2 separate regions of the Homo sapiens genome follow, and region 2 is linked to region 1. A link is a loop called in an ENCODE intact Hi-C map of the cell type or tissue named here. Cell type or tissue: CD4-positive, alpha-beta T cell. All regions are shown on one strand. Region 1 has its middle 26 kb from the start of C1GALT1. Region 2 overlaps C1GALT1 (core 1 synthase, glycoprotein-N-acetylgalactosamine 3-beta-galactosyltransferase 1).

Region 1 (8,000 bases):
TCAGGCTCGTCTCGCATGCCTGAACTCAGGTGATCCACCCGCCTAGGCCTCCCAAAGTGCTGGGATTATACGCGTGAGCCACCGCGCCTGGCCACCTGGCCTCTATAATACTCTAGTCTTATTATGCAAAGATTTATTATTTCAAAATTCTTTTCTTTCCCTCAACTATTTAAAAGTATAAGAACTGGCTGGACATGGTGACTCTCTCCTCCTCTCTCATATTTTCCCACTTCTTCCCCCACAAAGGGAAAACCCTATCAGATAACACTGCCTCCAGGTTTAAACAGGTACCAAGGAGATACAAGTGATCATCTTGGCAAGCTTAAAATTTATGTCAACCAAATATAATGGGAAAACATAAATTAAGGACACATAAAAGCTAAACTATTTATAAATGACATTGAATGAATTGAAATCATGAAATGCTCAGGAAAATAAAATATAAGGTAATATTAAAATTTACATTTTCATTGATATAAAATTCATTTTAAAGTTTGTGTGTATGTGATTTAGTTCTATATTTATTGAAAATGAAGGATGATTATGATATATTTAGAGAAAAAGACTGCAAAAGAATATGACCATATGATTCTATTTTTGTTTTAAACATGAGTGTGCATTTGTTCAAAGAATAAAAATGTCTTAAAAGGTAACAACAAAAATATGTATAACATAGTAGTTATCTCTGAGCGACAGGATTATAAATAAAGATTTTTTTCTAACTTTTCCAGAGTAAACATAAATTGTTTTTGTAAATTTTAATACTTAATGAAACAAATCATGGCCTGGCACTCAAGAAACATTTTACTCTGAGATAGGGAGCAGGATTTATTTATTCGGGGGCCAGAGAGGGGAGTGAGTAACAATACTTAACGGTTATATTTTGCTGGTTACCAAGTTTTGTTTTTCTGTTTGTTTGTTTTTGCGATCTTTTTGAAATGGAGTCTCGCTCTGTTGTCCAGGCTGGAGTGCAGTGGCACGACCTCAGCTCACTGCAATATCTGCCTCCCAGGTTCAAGCAATTCTCATGCCTCAGCCTCCCAAGTAGGTGGAATTACAGGTGTGTGCCACCATGCCTGGCTAATTTTTGTATTTCTAGTAGAGATGGAGTTTCACCATGTTAGCCAGGCTGCTTTTGAACTCCTGACCTCAAGTGACCCACCTATCTTGGCCTCCCAAAGTGCTAGGATTACAGGTGTGAGCCACCGAGCTCAGTCAGCCAGTGACCAAATTTTTAAAGAGATCCTCACTAAGCATCAGAAAATTCTGGATCCATTTTCTGGCTCTGCCATGGGCCATCTGGGCATGTTGGACAAGTCACGCTGAGACACAGTTTACCTATCTAAAATGTGAAGGTGTAAATGTACTTAATCTAGAATTTCTTTCCCAGAACTAATATTCATTGACTTCACATTCCTAGTTCTGTGGTAACCAGTAACATGGTGATATGGTTTGGCTGTGTCTCAGATGGAGATAAGGAACTTGTGAACCTCTGCCTAGATTTCAGAAGATATATGGAAATGCCTGGATGCCCAGGCAAAAGTTTTCTGCAAAGGCGGGGCCCTCATGGAGAACCTCTGCTAGGGCAGTGCAGAAGAGAAATGTGGGGTTGGAGCCCCCACACAGAGTCCCTACTGGGGAACTGCCTAGTGGAGCAATGAGAAGAGGACCATTGTCTTCCAGACCCCAGAATGGTAGATCTACCCAACAGCTTGCACTGTGCACCTGGAAAAGCCACAGAAACTCAATGCCAGACCGTGAAAGCAGCCAGGAGGGAGGCTGTACCCTGCAAAGCCACAGGAGTGGAGCTGCCCAAGACCATGGGAACCTACCTTTTGCATCAGCATGACCTGGATGTGAGAGATGAAGTCAAAGGAGATCATTTTGGGGCTTTAAAATTTGACTGCCCTACTGGATTTCAGACTTGCGTGGGCCCTGTAACCACTTTGTTTTGGCCAATATCTCCCAGTTGGAATGGCTGTATTTACTCAATACCTGTACCTCCACTGCATCTAGGAAGTAACTAGTTTGCTTTTGATTTTACAGGCTTACAAGCAGAAGGGACTTGCCTTATCTCAGATGAGACTTTGGACTGTGGACTTTTGGGTCAATGCTGAAACAAGCTAAGACTTTGGGGGACTGTTGGAAGGCATGATTGGTGTTGAAATGTGAGGACATGAGATTTGGAGGGGCCAGGGGCAGAATGACATGGTTTGGCTGTGTCCCCACCCAAATCTCAACTTGAATTGTACCTCCCAGAATTCCTGTGTGTTGTGGGAGGGACCCAAAAGGAGGTAGTTGAATCACAGAGGCCAGTCTTTCCCGTGCTATTCTCGTGATACTGAATAAGTCTCATGAGATCTAATGGGTTTATCAGAGGCTTCCGCTTTTGACTCTTCCTCATTTTCTCTTGCTGCTGCCATGTAAGAAGTGCCTTCCTCCTCCCGCCATGATTTTGAGGCCTCCCTAGCCATGTGGAACTGTAAGTCCACCTAAATTTCTTTTTCTTCCCAGTCTCAGGGAAGCAGTGTGAAAATGGACTAATACACATGGGTAGATCTTTTCTTTTCCTTCCCAGGTATTAATTAATTTATTAATTAGTTTATTCCTCCATCCATGCATTCATACATCTATCTCTTTGATCGAATAATATTTATTGGCAAGCTATTACGTGTCTAGAACTTAGCTGAAGCATTTCCTGTGATTTTTTGGTTGAAGCTTGTTTTCTCTGTATATTTCTTAGGGAATAATATTCATTCAGTTCTTGTATGCTCACAATTGCTTTATTTTTCCGTAGCTTTTATATTTTAACGTAAGTTTGGGTATGCATAAAAATTTCTTTTTTTTTTTTTTTTTGAGACAGAGTCTCGCACTGTTGCCTGGTCTGGAGTGCAATGGCACGATCTCAGCTTACTGCAACCTCCGCCTCCCGGGTTCATGCTATTCTCCTGCCTCAGCCTCCCTAGTAGCTGGGATTACAGGCACGCACCACCACACCTGGCTAATTTTTGTATTTTTAGTAGAGATGGGTTTTCACTATGTTGGCCAGACTGATCTCAAACTCCTGACCTCGTGATCTGCCCTCCCTTGGCCTCCCAAAGTGTTGGGATTACAGGCATGAGCCACTGCACCCAGCCTACTTTTTTCTTTTTAATAAATATATTGCTCCATGGACTTATGAAATCTGATGTAAATATGATTTTATTTATGATTTTATTTTTGATGACTTGGTCTTTATGCCTGAATGTTCAAAGAGTTTTTTTATTTTCCAGTTATACTGGAATATGTCTTGGTATTGGCCATTCTGGCTCCACTTTTCCAAGGTTAATGGTGTGCTCTTTCAAAATAGGTGTTCAGTTTTTTTATAATTTTAAGAACGTCTTGTTGTATTATGGATTTTTGTATTTCCTTTGTTCCGTTGCTTTCATTTTCCTTCCAACATAAGTTACACTTATGTTGGATTTTCGTTTCCTGTCTTCTATATTTATCATTTTTCTCTCGGATCCTTTCTATTTCTTTCTTTCTGTTTTCTTTTCCTCCTTTGTAAATTGTATTTCCCAAGTCTTGTTTCTGAAAATAGTGAACTAGGTTGTTTTAGAACAATTTGAAGGTATTGAAAAACCACTCATGTAGTGAGGACTTATGGGGCCAGGATCCAGAAGAAAAGGGAACCCCAGAGAGCTGAGCCTGACATGTGCCATTGCTTTTAGTCTTGAGGCATTTGCCTATTTGAGAACAATGGCTGAAAGGATGAGAATTTGAACAAAACTTTCAATAGACTCAAGGAGTTGAGGGGAAAATTGGAGTTCTGAGCTGCACAAGGAGGATGAGATCTAAAATAAAACAAAAACCGAAACACGAAAACACTAGGCTTTCAATTGGGACCACAAGAGACCACATTTTATGAAAAAGGATAAATTGGAAATGGACCAGTGACTCAACTCCAGTTCTGAATTATATCAGTCCCCAATTCATGTTTAGCCATCTCGTCTCTGAGTTTCCTGGTTCTAATATATGCTGTTACTTTATAGTTTCCATTATTTTCTTAATTTGCTTCCATTAATTTTGTTATATTATTTAGTTTTCATTTTTTTAAATTATGTCTTTTCTGGTACATATTAACTACCCATTTTTTCATTATTTAGTTTATTTTCTTTATAATAGTGTACTTGTTTTGTGTTCGACCATCTCCTTTCTGTTGCTTTTGTATAAACAAAATCAGGTGTTCTGTACTTTTAGGAAATGCCTCCCTTGAAGGGAAATGGGATATGCTATGATAGCCTTTATAGTTTCAGTGCTTAAGAGATTCCTCCCCTATTATTATCACATAGCAGACAGATTAAGATACACATGTAGACGTGGATGGCCTTTGTGTCGTCACACCCACTTCCAGAGATGTGCCTTCTCTGGAGACCCACCTGACCTCCCAGTGTTTGATCTTTTTCTCTCAACAAACAACAAAGGCATTGTAAGGTCGTCAAAATATTGGATTTACTCTCAGAGTTTCTATCCTGCTCAATTTGAATTTTCTTCACGGAAGTGTTTTCCTCAGGAAAGATATTTTATTGGCTATTTCTGAGTTATTTGAGTACATAAGCCACCCAGTACCTTCTGATCTTCCCATTTTCTCTTAGTGTGTGGCTGAGATATTTTTATTCTACTCAGCCATAAATTGGAGTCAGAAGCCTTCTCCTTTTTACTGTTATTTTCACAATATTTACTTGCTGAGAATCCCACTCAAGGTAAGACCTTCTCTTTTTGAGTATTTGTGGACAATTTCTGTATTGCAGTGTTCGCAGAACCTTCTAAACTCTTGTTCTCTCCTGTCCACTGCCTCTGCACAGCTGCTAAAACTAGGCATGCTCTGTATGAGTTCTACTGCTGTTGTCTGTGGTTTGGGTGGGGCAAAACCCACTGGCATTCTGAGGCTCATGGGGATGTTTTTTCAGTTGGCTTTCTGGAGGATGTGGTGAGTAGAACTTATCTTTTGCTATTCTAGTTGGTTCAGTATGCTTTTAGGAATGGATTTGGGGAAATTAAGAAACTGTACACCATAACCTTGCCCTGACTTGAAGTCAAGATGGGTTTATTTTTAAATCATGAATCTATCAATCAAGGCACTGATTCCGTGTTGCTCTACTGTCTTGACTGGCTTCTAAGATTATATTTATTTCAATATAGTTTCTGTTCAACTTAGTTAGGTGTCTATTAGCTTCCCTAAAGATACTCTTTTGAAGTATAATCAACCTCTATCTCACAGTTGCCAACATTCTTATATTGCTTTCATTTTCTTTACCACCAAACTTCAAATTTCAGTTTCTTCATTAGCTAGCCTCAGTAAGGGTATGTACATGTACATTCTGAACAATTCCTTCAATCAATGAGATCTCTTTTCCTTTAAAATCAGACTTTATTTGAGAACTGTCTTTTTGCTAAAATTGCTGTATTTTCCTCCCAGGCATGTTTCAAATTGTTCTTTATATTTCAGGAACCTCAGTCAGAATGCCTCCTTTAATGTTCAGATAACTTGCTAAATCAAAAGTAGTTTCCTCAAGTTGCTGTTGCATTAACTTAGCAGTACATTCCTTTCACATGAAAATTGGTGTATTCAAGCCTGTTACCCTCACATGACCACAGCTGAAATATTTCTCTGATGAATACAGTAAAATTACTATATCCCTCTGAAGTTTTGTAGAGTCCACTCTAGTCTTTAGAACCTGTTAGAATGTCCCTTCCTTTCTGCTAAAGAAAAGAAATTAAATGGGAGGTTAGGGTGGGGTTAGGAAGAGTGGTCTCTAGTCTCCAGTGATCTACTGCAGGGCTCTATACCTGACTCTGTTCTGTCTAATTCAATCAGCATTCCAGTATTCCATTAACACCTCCTATGTGCTGAGTTTTATGTTGAATAGAAAGGAAAAATAAGTCTCCAAGAAGGCATTGGAGTTTGATGTGGACTCAAATTCTGATTCTACTGTTCACTAGCACGTGGCCCGAGTCAGCTGTTTGATCTCTCTGAGTCTTAATTTCCATATCTGAGTATAACGATTCCTATATAACATAGCTATTGTAAACACTTAGTATGTTTTTTCATTATATTTTACATATTATATACACATACATTTTTATATATTTATATATTATATAAACATTTGTATAAATGTACAGGTATATACACATGTATCTATTTATATATGTATGCATGTATATGTATATATACATATATATTTCATCTATAATTTTATAAAAGCTGTATCATGTAGGACTCATATACGCATATATGACATGTAATAGGTGGTCAAATAAGTGTTTGTTCCTTTTGGATAATGTTATGACCTACTTGTAATTAGATAACATTTCTTTCCCTTTTTGCCTACCCAAACACACAAAATGGCTGTTAGACGGCCTATTGATTTTCTTAATGAATTAAAATTAACTGTGTTTTAAGGCATTCTATCTCAAACTGTGTGACATTTGTGAAATATATTGAGACAACGAGCAGGGTTCTTGATCTGAGGGCGGTCATAAACTATTAAGGGGTTCAGGGAGTTTTTGAATCTTCTGAAATTATATGCAAATAGGGCATGTTTGTGACTTATGCATTTTTGGAGTGAAGCAATTCATTGCTATCACCAGATTTTTAATGGGACTTAGAAACAGGAAAAAAAAGTCAAGAATCATGAAGGTGTTATAAAATCACAGCTGGGACTCAAATGATTGTATGCTTTTGGAGGTCAGAAACTGTCTATGTAATTTTCTTTTTACAATGCTTGGCACAGAGCCAGAAAGAGTTAAGTACTTAATTTTTATTTTTGAACGACTGTAATATTGACCACCTTTTCTCTACTAGGAGGGTCAGATATAAAAAGTAGAACTAAAAAATAAAAAGGAAGAGATTGGAAAGACGCGGGACAAATACCAAGAGCAGTAAAAGACTAGGAAGCAAAGAAAAAGAAGGAAAGAAAGAAAACAGGAAGAGGAGGGGGAGGAGGAAATAGAGTGGAACAGAAATAGAAATGCAAAGCGGAAGAGAAAGAGAAAGGAAAGAAAGTGGTGTGTTGGACTGCGCTGATTTGTTTCCTTCCTTCTTGTCCCCTTTCCCCAATAATCTCTTCAAGGCAAAAGGTTCCCCAGAGGCTCAATAGAAACAGGACTCTTACAGACTAAATGAAGGTGTATGAATTCTAATTTTCGCTTAATTTGATAGTAATGCCTTTGGAAAGTCACTATTTTTACACGTAGATTTTCTTTATCTGCAATCTTTAGATAATGTTAGCAAAGTTAAAAAAATTCTCTGTCTCCATGTAAGCTATATTCAAAAAATTCATTTTAATGTGATTCAATTCAAAGAGGGCATTTTCCTATAGAAACACTGTTACACAGAGTATCACTACAGTTCATAAAAACATACTTAACATGTAATGGAAGAAAAGGGAACTGGCCTTTCAGCTATCAGCTCCGAGCTTGGTAAACTGGAGCACAGCATCTCTTTTCATTTCCTTTCTCACATCCTAGGGAGCTTTGCACCAATCCATGTTCATAAATTGAGGGATATGTCTGCACTTCAAAGATCAATGGCAGCAACACTGTGAACGGCTGTTCATACATAAGTAAAACTAGTTAAATTTCCTGATTCTTACTCTTTCCCTCAGCTCTTTCCTGCCCCACATGTGTGTCCTTCTTGTCCCTAGTACCTTTCCACATTTTATATTGGGTACACGTTCCAATAGCCTCATGGAACTAGAGATCTGTTTCTTCTCAACTCTGGAAAATTCTTTCTATTCCATTTCTGCATATGACCTTTACCTTCCATCTAGATCTTTTTGGTCTTCAACTGTATAGAGTGTTATTTCTCTCTTGAACCTCCACCTTCTACCTCCAACCCCTAATCCCTGCCATTTGACTAATCAGGTATATCCTTGACAAAAGTCTGATGTACAAGGGGACAGATAATGTTACCTTGATTGACAGTGTTCTAATACATATATTAAGCAGTTGATGTA
Region 2 (8,000 bases), 44 kb after region 1:
ATCCTTTTCCCACTTTTTGATGGGGTTGTTTGATTTTTTCTTGTATATTTGGATATTAGCCCTTTATCAGATGGGTAGATTGTAAAAATTTTCTCCCATTGTGTAGGTTGCCCGTTCACTCTGATGGTAGTTTCTTTTGCTGTGCAGAAGCTTTTTAGTTTAATTAGATCCCATTTGTCTATTTTGGCTTCTGTGCCATTGCTTTTGGTGTTTTAGTCATGAAGTCCTTGCCCATGCCTATGGCCTGAATGGTATTGCCTAGGTTTTCTTACAGGGTTTTTCTGGTTTTAGGTCTAACATTTAAGTCTTTAATGCATCTTGAATTAATTTTTGTATCAGCTATAAGGAAGGGATCCAGTTTCAGCTTTCTACATATGGCTAGCCAGTTTTCCCAGCACCATTTATTAAATAGGGAATCCTTTCCCCATTGCTTGTTTTTGTCGGGTTTGTCAAAGATCAGAAGGTTGTACATGTGTGGTTTTATTACCGAGGGCTATATTCTGTTCCATTGGTCTGTATCTCTGTTTTTGTACCAGTACCATGCTGTTTTGGTTACTGTAGCCTTGTAGTATAGTTTGAAGTCAGGTAGCATGATGCCTCCAGCTTTGTTTTTTTGGCTTAGGATTGTCTTGGCAATGCGGGCTCTTTTTTGGTTCCATATGAACTTTAAAGTAGCTTTTTCCAATTCTGTGAAGAAAGTCATTGGTAGCTTGATGGGGATGGCATTGAATCTATAAATTACCTTGGGCAGTATGGCCATTTTCATGATATTGATTCTTCCTATCCATGAGCATGGAATGTTCTTCCATTTGTTTGTGTCCTCTTTTATTTTGTTGAGCAGTGGTTTGTAGTTCTCCTTGAAGAGGTCCTTCACATCCCTTGTAAGTTGGATTCCTATGTATTTTATTCTCTTTGAAGCAGTCGTGAATGGGAGTTCACTCATGATTTGGCTCTCTGTCTGTTATTGGTGTATAGGAATGCTTGTGATTTTTGCACATTGATTTTGTATCCTGAGACTTTGCTGAAGTTGCTTATCAGCTTGAGATATTGGGCTGAGACGATGGGGTTTTCTAAATACACAATCATGTCATTTGCAAACAGGGACAATTTGACTTCCTCTTTTCCTAATTGAATACTCTTTGTTTCTTTCTCTTGCCTGATTGCCCTGGCCAGAACTTCCAACACTATGTTGAATAGGAGGGTGAGGGAGGGCATCCCTGTCTTGTGCCAGTTTTCAAAGGGAATGCTTCCAGTTTTTGCCCATTGAGTATGATATTGGCTGTGGGTTTGTCATAAATAGCTTATTATTTTAAGATATGTCCCATCAATACCTAATTTATTGAGAGTTTTTAGCATGAAGGGCTGTTGAATTTTGTCGAAGGCCTTTTCTGCATCTATTGAGATAATCATGTGGTTTTTGTCTTTGGTTCTGTTTATATGATGGATTACGTTTATTGATTTGCGTATGTTGAACCAGCCTTGCATCCCAGGGATGAAGCCAACTTGATTGTGGTGGATAAGCTTTTTGATGTGCTGCTGGATTCAGTTTGGCAGTATTTTATTGAGGATTTTCACATCCATATTCATCAGGGATATTGGTCTAAAATTCTCTTTTTTTTATTGTGTCTCTGCTAGGCTTTGGTATCAGGATGATGCTGGCCTCATAAAATGAGTTAGGGAGGATTCCCTCTTTTTCTGTTGATTGGGATAGTTTCAGAAGGAATGGTACCAGCTCCTCTTTGTACCTCTGGTAGAATTCGGCTGTGAATCCATCTGGTCCTGGACTTTTTTTGGTTCATAGGCTATTAATTATTGCCTCAATTTCAGAACCTGTTATTGGTCTGTTCAGGGATCCACCTTCTTCCTGCTTTAGTCTTGGGAGGGTGTATGTGTCCAGGAATTTATCCATTTCTTCTAGATTTTCTAGTTTATTTGCATCAAGGTGTTTATAGTATTCTCTGATGGTAGTTTGTATTTCTGTGGGATCGGTGGTGATATGCCCTTTATCATTTTTTATTGCATCTATTTGATTCTTCTCTCTTTTCTTCTCTATTAGTCTTGCTAGCGGTCTATCCATTTTGTTGATCTTTTCAAAAAACCAGCTCCTGGATTCACTGATTTTTTTTGAAGGGTTTTTTGTGTCTCTATCTCCTTCAGTTCTGCTCTGACCTTAGTTACTTCTTGCCTTCTGCTAGCTTCTGAATGTGTTTGCTCTTGCTTCTCTGGATCTTTTAATTGTGATGTCAGGGTGTCAATTTTAGATCTTTCCTGCTTTCTCTTGTGGTCATTTAGTGCTATAAATTTCCCTCTACACACTGCTTTAAATGTGTCCCAGAGATTCTGGTATGTTGTGTCTTTGTTCTCATTGGTTTCAAAGAACATCTTTTATTTCTGCCTTCATTTTGTTATGTACCTGATAGTCATTCAGGGGCAGGTTGTTCAGTTTCCATGTAGGTGAGCGGTTTTGAGTGAGTTTCTTAATCCTGAGTTCTAGTTTGATCGCACTGTGGTCTGAGAGACAGTTTGTTATAATTTCTGTTCTTTTACATTTGCTGAGGAGTGCTTTACTTCCAACTATGTGGTAAGTTTTGGAATAAGTGTGATGTGGTGCTGAGAAGAATGTATATTCTGTTGATTTGGGATGGAGAGTTCTGTAGATGTCTATTAGGTCTGCTTGGTGCAGAGCTGAGTTCAATTCCTGGATATCCTTGTTACAACTTTCTGTCTCGTTGATCTGTCTAATGTTGACAGTGGAGTGTTAAAGTCTCCCATTATTATTGTGTGGGAGTCGAAGTCTCTTTGTTGGTCTCTAAGGACTTGCTTTGTGAATCTGGGTGCTCTTGTATTGGATGCATATATATTTAGAATAGTTAGCTCTTTTTGTTGAATTGATCCCTGTACCATTATGTAATGGCCTTCTTTGTCTCTTTTGATCTTTGTTGGTTTAAAGTCTGTTTTATCAGAGACTAGGATTGCAGCCCTTGCTTTTTTTTGTTTTCCATTTGCTTGTTAGATCTTCCTCCATCCCTTTATTTTGAGCCTATGTGTGTCTCTGCACGTGAGATGGGTCTCCTGAATACAGCACACTGATGGGTCTTGACTCTTTATCCAGTTTGCCAGTTTGTGTCTTTTAATTGGAGCATTTAGCCCATTTACATTTAAAGTTAATACTGTTAGGTGTGTATTTGATCCTGTCATTATGATGTTAGCTGGTTATTTTGCTCGTTAGTTGATGCAGTTTCTTCCTAGCAGCGATGGTCTTTACAATTTGTCATGTTTTTGCAGTGGCTGGTACGGGTTGTTCCTTTCCATGTTTAGTGCTGCCTTCAGGAGCTCTTGTAAGGCAGGCCTGGTGGTGACAAAATCTCTCAGCATTTGCTTGTGTGTAAAGGATTTTATTTCTCCTTCACTTATGAAGCTTAGTTTGGCTGGATATGAAATTCTGGGTTAGAAATTCTTTTCTTTAAGAATGTTGTATATTGGCTTTCACTCTCTTCTGGCTTGTAGAGTTTCTGCAGAGAGATCTGCTGTTAGTCTGATTGGCTTCCCTTTGTGAGTAACCTGACCTTTCAGTCTGACAATTATGTGTCTTGGGGTTGCTCTTCTCGAAGAGTATCTTTGTGGCATTCTCTGTATTACCAGAATTTGAATGTTGGCCTGCCTCGCTAGATTGGGGGGGTTCTCCTGGATTATATCCTGAAGAGTGTTTTCCAGCTTGGTTCCATTCTCCCTGTCACTTTCAGGTACACCAATAAGACGTAGATTTGGTCTTTTCACATGGTCCCATATTTCTTGGAGGCTTTGTTCGTTTCTTTTTACTCTTCTTTCTCTAAACTTCTCTTCTCTCTTCATTTCATTCATTTGATCTTCAATCACTGATACTCTTTCTTCCACCTGATCAATTCGGCTACTGAAGCTTGTGCATGCATCACGTAGTTCTTGTGCCATGGTTTTCAGCTCCATCAAGTCATTTAAGGACTTCCCTACGCTGTTTATTCTAGGCAGCCATTCATCTAATCTTTTTTCAAGGTTTTTAGCTTCTTTGCGATGGGTTCGAGCATCCTCCTTTAGCTCGGAGAATTTGTTATTACCGATTGTCTGAAGCCTTCTTCTCTCAACTCGTCAAAGTCATTCTCCGTCCAGCTTTGTTCTGTTGCTGGCGAGGAGCTGCGTTCCTTTGGAGGAGAAGAGGCGCTCTGATTTTTAGATTTTTCAGCTTTTCTGCTCTGGTTTCTCCCCATCTTTGTGGTTTTATCTACCTTTGGTCTTTGATGATGGTGACGTACAAAATGGGATTTTGGTGTGGATGTCCTTTCTGTTTGTTGGTTTTCCTTCTAACAGTCAGGACCCTCAGCCGCAGGTCTGTTGGAGTTTGCTGGAGGTCCACTCCAGACCGTGTTAGCCTGGTTATCACCAGCGGAGGCTGCAGAACAGCGAATGTTGCAGAACAGAGATGTTGCTACCCGATCTTTCCTCTGGAAGCTTCGTCTCAGAGGGGCACCCAGCTGTATGAGGTGCCAGTCGGCCCCTACTGGGAGGTGTCTCCCAGTTAGGCTACTGGGAGGTCAGGGCCCCACTTGAGGAGGCAGTCTGTCTGTTCTCAGATCTCAAACTCTGTGCTGGGAAAACCACTGCTCTCATGAAAGCTGTCAGACCTGGATGTTTAAGTCTGCAGAAGTTACTGCTGCCTTTTGATCATACTGGTGACCAGGGAAGCGGGGGAAAGCCGGCAGTAACAGGCCTCACCCAGCTCCCACAAAGCCCGAAAGGCCAGTGCCACTCCCAAGGTGCCTCTTCCAGCAGCACTGAGTTAATTTCCAGGCAGCTGCTGAGCAGTATTGAGAAGCTGCCCCAGGCTATATGCCCTCCCCCTCCCCCGAGGAAGTAAGCAGGGCTTTCAGGTTTCACGCTTCCCTACCTGCCGTGGTTTCTTTGCTGCTTTCTGCACTGCCTGTTTGCCTCCTCCCCCGATTCTGTCCAGGAAACTTCATGTTTGTTTGAAACTGTTACACAGTTCAGCTGGAAGTTTCCTTCTCCTTGGGGTCTTTCCCCAATTCCACTGGCAGCTCTCCCCAAGGGCCTCTGTGAGACAAAGTCAGGAATGGCTTCCCTGGTGACAGAGAGTGCCCACAGGGCTCTTCTGCTTCTTCCTTTATCCCTATATTTCTCACAGCTCTCTAAATTAATCTCAGCTCCAGGTGAGGTCACATCCTTCTCTCGTGAATTGGCCCTTTGGGATCCCCAGTGAGGATGTGTGTTCAGAGGCAGACATTCCCTTTCACACATTGGGCACTCAGAGTTTTTTGGCTGTCTCAGGGGACCAGCAGCTGTAAACTGCTTCCTTTGAAAGGTCTATGGATTCTCTCGGCTTTCCTGGTACGTTCCCGTGGTAGTAGTTCTTCGAGTAAAAGTTCACGGTGTGAGTCTCCACACACTACTCGGTGTGTCTGAGTGGGAGCTCCAAGTTAGTTATGCGCCCTGTCTGCCATTATTTTCCCATTTTGAGTTAGTTTTCATATATTGTGTTATGTAAAAGTCCAACTTCATTCTTTTGCATGTGGATATCCAGTTTTCCCAGCAACATTTGTTAAAAACCTGTCCTTTTCCCATTGAATGGTCTTGGCTCCCTTCCCAAAAATCCTTTGACCATAAAGTGAGATGCTTTTTTTCCTCTGAATTCTTTATTTCATTGTTCTGTATGTCTGTTTTCATGCCAGTACTGCACTATTTTTATTAACGTAGCTTTGTAGTAAGTCTTGAAATCAGTAAGTATGAGTTTTCTAGCTTTGTACCTCTTTTTCAAAACTGTTTTGGCTATTCAGGGTCCCTTAATATTCCATATGAATTTTAGAATGGATTTTTCTCTTTCTGCAGAAAGCATTGTTGGGATTTCAGTAGGAACTGCATTGAATCTGTAGGTCACTTTGGATAGTATTGACATCTTAACAATATTAAGTTTTCTAATTGATGAACATGTAATGTCTTTCTAATTATTTATGTATTCTTTAATTTCTTAAAGCAGTGTTTTGTAGTTTTTGTCGTACAGATCTTTCACTGTCTTGGTTAATTCCTAAGGTTTCTTTTTTTTGCTGTTGTAAATGGAATTATTACTTCAAGAAGTGTTCTAGTTAGTGCGTAAAAATGTAACTCATTTTTGTGTTGACTTTGTATTTGCTTCTTTGCTAAATTAATTTATTAGTTCTAACAGGTTTTTTTTTTTTTTTGGAATCTTTAGGGTTCCCTGCATATAAGATCATATCATTTGTAAGAAGATAATTTTACTTTTTCTTTCCAGTTTGGTTGTCTTTTGTTTCTTTTTCTTTCCTAATTGCTCTGGGTAGAACTTCCAGTACTATGTTGAATAGAAGTGATGAAATCAGGAATTCTTGCCTTGTTGTAGATCTTAGAGGAAAAGCTTTGAGTCCTTTACCATTTGATCTTAAAGGAAAAGCTTTTAGTCCTTTACCATGTGTCTGATGTTCACTGTGGGTTTCTCGTGAGTGTTTATATCATGAAAGCATATTGAATTTTGTCAGATACTTTTTCTGCATCAATTGAGAGGACCATGTAGGGTTTTTTTTTCCTCCTTAATTCTGTTAATGAGGTGTATTGCCTTGATTGATTTCCATATGTACAACTATCCTTGCATTCCAGGATAAATCCCACTTGGTCATGATGTATATAATCTTTTAATATGCTGCTGAATTCAGTTTGCTAGTATTTTGTTGAGAATTTTTACATCACTGTTAATAATGGATATTGGTTTGTAGTTTTTTTTTTCTCTTTTTAGGTTGCTCTCATTTCTATTTCTAAAAATAATTTTAATTGACACAGTCATTGTACATATTTATGGAGTACATAGTGATGTTACAGTACATATAATGTATCAGGGTAATTAGCATATCCATGATCTCAAACACTTCTTTGTGTTGGGAACATTCAGTATCCTCCTCCTAGCTGTTTGAAACTATATTATTATTGTTAATTATAGTCATCCTACAGTACTATAGAATACAATAACTTATTTCTCCAACTATTATCATTAGCTGTAATTTTGCATCCTTTAACACATCTCTCCCTATGCCTCCCTTCCCCTTCTTGGTTTCTACTATCCTTTGTTGGTTTGTGGTTTTCTTGTGTGTCTTTGTCTGGCTTTGGTATCAGGGTAATGCTGGCCTCACAGAATAAGTCAGGAAGTGTTCCCTCCTCTTCTGTTTTTTTTTTTTTGTTTTTTTGTTTTTTTTTTTGGAAAAGTTTGAGAAGGCTTGGTTTTAGTTCTTTTTCACATGTTGAGCAGAATTCACCAGTGAAGCCATCATGTCCAGGGCTTTTCTTTGTTGGGAGGTTTTTGATTACTCATTCAATCTCCATACTGATATAGGATTTTCAGATTTTCTGTTTGTTATTCTGTTTCAGTAAGTTTTGTGTTTCTCACAGTTTTTCCTCATCTAGGTTATGCAGTTGTTGACATTCGGTTGTTTATAGTATCCTCTTATCATCCTTTGTATTTCTGTGAAACTATTAGCAATGCCCTACTTTCATTTCTGATTTCAGTAATTTGAGTCTTTTCTTTTTTTCTTAGTCTAGCTAGAGATTTATCAGTTTTGTTCCTTTTTGAAGAACCAACTTTTAGTTTCATTGATTTTTCCATGTTGCTTTCCTGTTTCCCATTTTGTTTATCTCTGTTCTTTATTGTTTTATTTCTTCTGCTAGCTTTGGGTTTAGTTTGTTCTTTTTCTGGTTTTTAAAGTTGTAAAAATAGGTTCTTGAATTGAGAACTTTCTTTTTGTTTCGTGTGTTAATAACTATAAATGTCTTCCTTAGCACTGCTTTATCTGTGTCCCATAAATTTTCTTATGTTGTGTTTTTCGTTTGTCTCTAAGTATTTTCTAATTACTCTTGTGATTGATTCTTCGCCCCATTGGTTGTTTGATTTCCACGCATTTGTGAATTTTCCATTTTCCTTCTTTTATTGATTTCTAACTTCATTGTATTGTGCT

What was found. Peaks named below come from ENCODE experiments on the same cell type or tissue, not always from the same donor. Only the 100,000 strongest peaks of a DNase experiment are listed, where the experiment ranks them.
Region 2: a loop joins it to region 1, with 2.0 times the contacts of the local background. A loop is called at or near these places in 1 of 110 quality-filtered maps.

Annotation. Positions count from the first base shown.
Region 1 is chr7:7,152,458-7,160,457 of GRCh38, forward strand. It overlaps a transcript of C1GALT1 not described here. Among named protein-coding and RNA genes, the nearest start is that of C1GALT1, 26 kb to the right of the region's middle. In CD4-positive, alpha-beta T cell, a CTCF peak has its summit at 4,630; a DNase peak (open chromatin) is centred at 4,904; H3K4me3 peaks cover 2,471 bases; H3K27ac peaks cover 4,323 bases.
Region 2 is chr7:7,196,884-7,204,883 of GRCh38, forward strand. The region is part of intron 1 of C1GALT1 (core 1 synthase, glycoprotein-N-acetylgalactosamine 3-beta-galactosyltransferase 1); the gene reads left to right. Among named protein-coding and RNA genes, the nearest start is that of C1GALT1, 18 kb to the left of the region's middle. RefSeq lists enhancers at 4,461-4,979, 5,130-5,259. In CD4-positive, alpha-beta T cell, no CTCF peak of the experiment used is centred here; a DNase peak (open chromatin) is centred at 4,898; H3K4me3 peaks cover 668 bases; H3K27ac peaks cover 954 bases.